Regions from separate parts of the Homo sapiens genome. Here region 1 is linked to region 2. Evidence: read pairs that join two places in POLR2A ChIA-PET (ENCODE). Cell type or tissue: MCF 10A. All regions are shown on one strand.

Region 1 (4,000 bases), 140 kb before region 2:
ATGAACCATATTTAAGAAGTCCTTGAGGCCAGGTGCAGTGGCTCACACCTGTAATCCCAGCACTTTTGGAGGCCGAGGCATGTTGCAGGAAGTCAGGGACTCCAAACGGAGGGACCGGCTGAAGCCATGGCAGAAGAACGTGGATTGTGAAGATTTCATGGACGTTTATTAGTTCCCCAAATTAATACTTTTATAATTTCCTGTGCCTGTCTTTACTTAATCTCTTAATCCTGTCATCTCGCAAGCCGAGGAGGATGTATGTCACCTCAGGACCCTGTGATAATTGCATTAACTGCACAAATTGTAGAGCATGTGTGTTTGAACAATATGAAATCTGGGCACCTTGAAAAAAGAACAGGATAACAGCAATGTTTAGGAAACAAGAGAGATAACCTTAAACTCTGACCGCTGGTGAGCCGGGCGGAACAGAGCCATATTTCTCTTCTTTCAAAAGCAAATGGGAGAAATATCGCTGAATTCTTTTTCTCAGCAAGGAACATCCCTGGGAAAGAGAATACGCGCTTGGGGGTGGGTCTCTGAACTGGCCCCCCTGGGCATGGCCGTCTTCTATGGTCGAGGCTGTAGGGATGAAATAGACCCCAGTCTCCCATAGCGCTCCCAGGCTTATTAGGAAGAGGAAATTCCCGCCTAATAAATTTTGGTCAGACCAGTTGCTCTCAAAACCCTGTCTCCTGATAAGATGTTATCAATGACAATGGTGCCCAAAACTTCATTAGCAATTTTAATTTCGCCCCGGTCCTGCAGTCCTGTGATCTCGCCCTGCCTCCATTTGCCTTGTGATATTCTATTACCTTGTGAAATACGTGATCTCTGTGACCCACACCTATTCGCACACTCCGTCCCCTTTTGAAAGTCCCTAATAAAAACTTGCTGGTTTTGCGGCTTGTGGGGCATCACGGAACCTACCAACATGTGATGTCTCCCCCGGATGCCCAGCTTTAAAATTTCTCTCTTTTGTACTCTGTCCCTTTATTTCTCAAGCCGGCCAACGCTTAGGGAAAATAGAAAAGAACCTACGTGACTATCGGGGCAGGTTTCCTGATATCGGCAGGTGGATCACTTGAGGCCAGGAGTTCGAGACCAGCCTGGTCAGTATGGTGAAACCCTGTTTCTACTAAAAATAAAAAAATTAGGCCGGGCACGGTGGCTCACGCCTGTAATCCCAGCACTTTGGGAGGCCAAGGCGGGTGGATCACCTGAGGTCAGGAGTTCAAGACCAGGCTGACCAACATGGAGAAACCCCATCTCTACTAAAAATACAAAAATTAGCTGGGCGTGGTGGCACATGCTTGTAATCCCAGCTACTCAGGAGGCTGAGGCAGGAGAATCGCTTGAACCCAGGAGGCGGAGGTTGCAGTGAGCCAAGATCGCACCATTGCACTCCAGTCTGGGCGACAAGAGCGAAACTCCATCTCTAAATAAATAAATAAATAAATATTAGCCTGGTGGTGCATACCTGTAATCCCAGCTACTCAAGAGGTTGAGGCACAAGAATCGCTTGAACCTAGGAGGCAGAGGTTGCAGTGAGCTGAGATTGCGTCACTGCACTCCAGCCTAGGCAATAGAGTGAGAGACTGTCTCAAAAACAAAAAAAGTTATTGAGCTTCAAGTCAGTGACAAGTAAAAAATGAAAAGAAAAAAAAAAGTCCTAGTCTGAGCAGGGATAGGCATACTAAATTTCTGCATCCCATTTTTTGTGGGGGTTTTTTTGTTGTTTGTTTGTTTGTTTGTTTGTTTTTGAGACAGTTTCACTCTTGTCACCCAGGCTGGAGGGCACTGGTGAGATCTCGGCTCAATGCAACCTCCACCTCCCAGTTCAAGCAATTCTCCTGCCTCAGTCTCCTGAGTAGCTGGGATTGCAGGCGCCCGCCACCACGCCTGGCTAATTTTTGTATTTTTAGTAGAGATGGGGTTTCACCAGGTTGGCCAGGCTAGTCTTGAACTCCTGACCTCAGGTGATCTGCCCACTTTGGCCTCCCAAAGTGCTGGGATTATAGGCGTGAGCCACCAAGCCTGGCCTAGGTTTTTGTTTTTTTGTCTTTTTGAGACAGGGTTTCGCTCTGTTGCTCAGGCTGGAGTGCAGCAGCATGATCATGGCTCACTGCAGCCTTGACCTCCTGGGCGCACGTGATCCTCCTACCTCAGCCTCCTGAGTTGCTGAGACTACAGGTGCAAACTACCACACTTGGCTAATTTTTTTAAATTTTTTTTGTAGAGACGAGGTCTTGCCATGTTGCCCAGGCTTGTCTCAAACTTCTGGGCTCAAATGATCCACCTGCCTCAGCCTCCCAAGTAGCTGGGACTCCAGGCATGTGCCACCATGCCTGGCTAGTTTTTCTTTTAATGTAACAATTAAATGGAAATACACATCTGAAAACAGTTGGGGCATTATGGGTTTGGGAGCACCCAGGGGAATGAAGACAGGCCTGTACATTGGGTGATCAGATACACTTCTGCCAAGTTTGGAAGGTGTCTTATGCCCTCTTGCAAGCTGGCATCTAGTCTGATGGGTTCCCCTACAAGGCATAGTAACTCACTCTCTTTTTCATGTTTAGGGTGTCAGCCTGACCATGGCGCGGGAGCGTGGGCAGCTTGTGTTCCTTGAGGGACTCAAGTCTGCAGTGGACGTCGTCTTCCAGGCTCAAAAGGAGCCACACCCCCTGCAGTTTCTCAGGTCAGTCAGCCTACAGCCCAGCCCGGAAGCAACACGTGGCAGGTGGGCCCAGGCAGGGTTCCTGGTTGCTGTGTGATTCCTTCTTATTGTGCAGGAGGATGGAACTGGCTTCAGGAGTCAGACACTTCATCTGGTGTTGCAGCATCATCAAATGCTGGCTCTTATCATGGGGCTGAGGGTGGACATTTGTCCCAAAAGCTATAGAGAGGATCATTTGCTGGAAGGATGGCAGAACTATATGCTTTGCTGTGTTTTCCAGCCCTGGCTTAGAGCCCTAGTATACACCTGTGCTCTGCAACAGTGGAGACTGCAATGGCAAACTATGGGCTATGGGTCAGCTGCCTGTTTTTGTAAATACATTTGTTTTGTTTGTTTTGTTTCATATTTTTTAAACTGTTTGTCTTTTTTAAAATTCCTTTTTTTTGTTGTTGTTGTTGTTGAGATGGAGTCTCGCTCTGTCACCCAGGCTGGAGTGCAGTAGCGTGATCTCGGCTCACTGCAAGCTCTGCCTCCCAGGTTCACGCCATTCTCCTGCCTCAGCCTCTCTGAGTAGCTGGGACTACAGGCGCCCGCCACCATGCCCGGCTAATTTTTTGTATTTTTAGTAGAGACGGGGTTTCACCATGGTCTCGATCTCCTGACCTCGTGATCCGCCCGCCTCGGCCTCCCAAAGTGCTGGGATTACAAGAGTGAGCCACCGCGCCCGGCCAAAATTCCTTTTTTTAAATTTATTTTTTGTAAGTAAAATTTTATTGGAATACAGCCACGTTCATTTGTTTGCATGTTGTCCTTGGCTGTTTTTGCACTACAGCAACAAATAGAGTTGAGTAGTTGGGACAGAGACCATATGACCTGCAAGCCTAAAATATTTACTTTTCAGACATTTAAGAAAAAATTTTTCCCCTGGTTTGGTATTCAACATCACAGGCCTGAGACTGGTTTTCCTGCTTTTCCTCCTTTCTGAACATTGGCCACAAACATAGCTCTGTGAAGACTCCCCGCTTGGCTGCTGTTCTTCGTCCACTACAAAGTGGTCCACACAGGAACTTCCCCCACTGCCTTATCTCTCAGACACACACACCCTTATGCAGTGGGTGTGAGGCCATGTTTCCTGACCCTGTGTGTGACTTCACACACATCCCTTAGCATCTCTGACTTGGGGTTTCCTCATTTGAAGGCAGGGGCTGGTTATACCTCATCCCAAGGTATGGGGAGATGTCTTCATTGTTAGTGAAGATAACCCAATGCCAGGGGCTCATCCCTGGAGCATAAGGCAGTAGGCCAGTTGCCCTGGGCCCTGGGCTC
Region 2 (4,000 bases):
AAATGCTGGGATTATAGGTGTGAGCTACCGTGCCTGGCCTAATTTTATTTTTTTGAGACAAGTTCTTGCTCTGTCACCCTGGCTGGAGTGCAGTGGTGCTATCTCGGCTCACTGCAACCTCCACCTTCCAGGCTCAAGTGCTCCTCCCATCTCAGCCTCCAGAGTAGCTAGGACCACAGGCACATGCCACCATGCCTGGCTAATTTTTATATTTTTTTTGTAGAGTTGGGGTTTCACCATGTTGCCCACGCTGGTCTTGAACTCCTGGACTTGAGTGATCCATCCACCTTAGCCTCCCAAAATGCTGGGATTACAGGTATGAGCTACTGCTCCTGGCCTACTTATTTATTCATTTTAAAAATTGTTTTATCAACTCCCAAGCACTTAGACTCCAAAGTCTTAACTCATTCCAGCATTAACTCAAAAGTCCCCCAGCCTGACCAACATGGTGAAAACCTGTCTCTACTAAAAATACAAAAATTAGCCGGGCTTGGTGGCACGCGCTTGTAATCCCAGCTACTCAGGAGACTGAGGCAGGAGAATTGCTTGAACCCGGGAGGCAGAGGTTGCAGTGAGCCAAGATCGAGCCACTGCACTCCAGCCTGGGTGACAGAGCAAAAATCCTACTCAAAAAAAAAAAAAAAAAAAAAGTCTCAAGTCCAAAGTCTTAGCTAGAGATGAGTCCCTTCCACCTAGGAGCCTGTAAAATCAAAAAGAAATTATTTACCTCCAAGATACAGTGGGGGTATAGGCATTGAGTAAACATTATCATTTCAAAAGGGAGAATTTGGCCAAAAGAAAGGGGCTACAGGCCCCATGCAAGTCCAAAATCCAGAAGCCATTCATTAAATCTTTTTTTTTTTTTTTTTTTTTGAGATGGAGTCTCATTCTGTCACCCAGACTGGAGTGCAGTGGTGAGATCTTGGCTCACTGTAACCTCCGCCTCCCAGGTTCAAACCATTCTCCTGCCTCAGCCTCCCAAGTAGCTGGGACTACAGGCATGTGCCACCATGCCCAGCTAATTTTTTTTTTTTTTTTTTTTGAGATGGCATTTTGCTCTTGTCGCCTAGGCTGGAGTGCAATGGTGGGATCTCGGGTCACTGCAACCTCCTCCTCCCAGGTTCAAGCAATTCTCCTGCCTCAGCCTCCTGAGTAGCTGGGATTACAGGTGCCCACGACCACGCCCAGCTAATTTTTTGTGTATTTTTAGTAGAGACAGTGTTTCACCATGTTGGTCAGGCTGGCCTCGAACTCCTGACCTCAGGTGATCCACCTGCCTTGGCATCCCAAAGTGCTGGGATTACAGGCATGAGCCATCGCATCTTGCCTAATTTTTGCATTTTTAGTAGAGATGGGGTTTCACCATGTTGGCCAGGCTGATCTTGAACTCCTGACCTCAGGTGATCTGCCCACCTCAGCCTCCCAAAGTCCTGGTGTTAGATATGAGTCCTAAATTTCTCTTCAAAGAGTCAATATGTCAGTATGTTCCATTCTTTGCCTTCTACTTTTAAACTTAACTTCCTCATAAAGCAACCTTTTTCCATCACCTGCTCCACCCTGACTCATTCCGATTACCTGCTCCACCCTGACTCATTTCAATTACCTGCTCCGCCCTGACTCATTCTCCACCCTGACTCATTCCATAACCATTTTTCCTGCCAAACCACTTACCTCATCACTCTCTTTAAATTAGCCAATCAGAATTAGTTTAGCCTGTGCAGTCTAACCCTAGCCAATAGGGGAACAACACAGCAGCAGGAGAAATTCTTCCCCTCCCTTGCCCAGGTTTGCACTCACCATTGCTCCATCTGTGAGGGCGCACCCTTCTATAGAAGTAAATTGCCTTGCTGAGACGAAAAAAAGAAAATTTTATATTCAAGTGCTATTTCTTTTGCTGCACCAAAACTTTATAACACTGGGATTACAGGCATGAGCCACTGCGCCCAGCCCATTCATTAAATCTTAATGCTCCAAAACAATCTTCTTTGACTCCATATCCTGCATTCAAGGCACACTGGTGGGAAGGGTGGGTTCCCAAGGCCTTGGGCAGCTCTGCCCCTGTGACTTTTCCATGCTGAAATTGCAAGCCATTGGTGGCTCTAACATTCCTGGGTCTGGAGGATGGCAGCCTCCTTCCAACAGCTCCACCAGGCAGTGCCCCACTGGGGACTCTGTGTGTGGGGTCTAACTCCACATTTCCCCTTGGCACTGCCCTAGTAGAGATTCTCTGTGAGGGCAGTGCTACAGCAGCAGGCTTCTGCCCAGACACCCAGGCTTTCCTCATACATCCTCTGAAATCTAGGCGGAGGCTGCCAAGCCTTCACTTTTGGACTCTGTGCACCCACAGGATTAACATAATATGGAAGCTGCCAAGGCTTACCACTTGCATTCTCCAAAGTGAGACTGCAAAGTGGCAGCAGCTTGAGCTATACTTGGGCCCCTTTGAGCCCTGGCTGGAGCTGGAGTGGTCAGGATGTGGGAAGCAGTGTCCTGAGGGTGTGCAGGGCAGCAGGGCCCTAGGCCTGGCCCATGAAATCATTCTTCCCCACTAGGCCTCAGGGCCTGTGATGGGAGGGGCTGCCACAAAGGTCTCTGAAATGCCTTCAAGACCTTTTCCCCATTGTCTTGGTTATTAGCATTTGGCTCCCTTTTAGCTATGCAAATATCTCTAGCAAGTCGTTGTGCCACAGCCTGCTTGAATTCTCTCCTTGAAAATGGGCTTTACTTTTCTACCACATGGCCAGGTTGTAAAATTTCCAAACTTACACATTCTGCTTCCCTTTTAAATATAACTTCTGCCCAGGCATGGTGGCTCATGCCTATAATCCCAGCACTTTGGGAAGCTGAGGCAGGTGAACTGTCTGAGGTCAGGAGCTCAAGACCAGACAGACCAACATGGTGAAACCCTGTCTCTACTAAAAATACAAAAAAATTAGCCAGGTGTGGTGGTGCATGCCTGTGATCCCAGCTACTCGGGAGGCTGAGGCAGGAGAGCTGCTTGAACCTGGGAGGTGGATGTTGCAGTGAGCTGAGACTGCACCATTGCACTCCAACCTGGGCAACAAGAGTGAAACTCCATCTCAAAAACAAACAAATAAATGAATAAACAAAAAATATACATATGTTCCAACTTTAAGTCATTTCTTTGCTCCCACAGCTGAGTATAGGTTGTTAGAAGCAGCCAGGCCATATTCTGAGTGCTTTGCTGCTTAGTAATTTCTTCTGCAATACCCTAAATCAAACTTCCACAGATCCCTATGGCATGAACACAATGCAGCCAAGCTCTTTGCTAAGGCATAACATGCGTTACTTTTGCTCCAGTTACCAATAAGTTCCTCATTTCCATCTGAGACTTTGGCAGCCTGGACTTCATTGTCCATATCACTATCAGCATTTTGGTCACAGCCATTTAACCAGTCTCTAAGAAGTTCCAAACTTTCCCTCATTTTCCTGTCTTCTTCCAAACTCTCCAAACTCTTTTTTTTTTTTGAGACGGAGTCCCACTCTGTTGCCAGGCTGGAGTGCAGTGGCACAATGTTGGCTCACTACAACCTCCACCTCCCGTGTTCAAGTGATTCTCCTGCTTCAGCCTCCTGATTAGCTTGGAGTACAGGCACGTGCCACCATGACTGGCTAATTTTTGTATTTTTAGTTAGAGACAGGGTTTCACCATATTGGCCAGGCTGGTCTTGAATTCCCAACCTCAGATGATCTGCTCACCTCAGCCTCTGAAAGTGCTGGGATTACAGGTGTGAGCCACCATGCCCAGCCTGAGCCCTCCAAACTCTTCCAAACTCTACCTGTTACCCAGTTCCAAAGTCACTTCTACACTTTCAGGTATCTTTATAGTAATGCCCCAATCCTTGCTATCAATTTTCTGTATTAGGCCGTTCTTGCATTGCTATATTAAAAAAAATACCTGAGACTGGGTAATTTATAAAGAGAAGAAGTTTAACTGGCTCACAGTTCTGCAGGCTTTATAGGAAGCATGGTGCTGGCA

The links. Peaks named below come from ENCODE experiments on the same cell type or tissue, not always from the same donor. Only the 100,000 strongest peaks of a DNase experiment are listed, where the experiment ranks them.
Region 1: POLR2A ChIA-PET joins it to region 2 with 5 read pairs; 4 of 35 experiments call an interaction of 5 or more read pairs at or near these places.

The regions. Positions count from the first base shown.
Region 1 is chr3:47,503,025-47,507,024 of GRCh38, reverse strand. It overlaps ELP6 (elongator acetyltransferase complex subunit 6), which reads left to right. Exons shown (of 7, transcript NM_001031703.3): 4 at 2,577-2,695. Among named protein-coding and RNA genes, the nearest start is that of ELP6, 8.7 kb to the left of the region's middle. RefSeq lists an enhancer at 1,605-2,498. In MCF 10A, no CTCF peak of the experiment used is centred here; no DNase peak of the experiment used is centred here.
Region 2 is chr3:47,358,031-47,362,030 of GRCh38, reverse strand. No RefSeq gene overlaps it. Among named protein-coding and RNA genes, the nearest start is that of PTPN23, 21 kb to the left of the region's middle. In MCF 10A, no CTCF peak of the experiment used is centred here; a DNase peak (open chromatin) is centred at 1,620.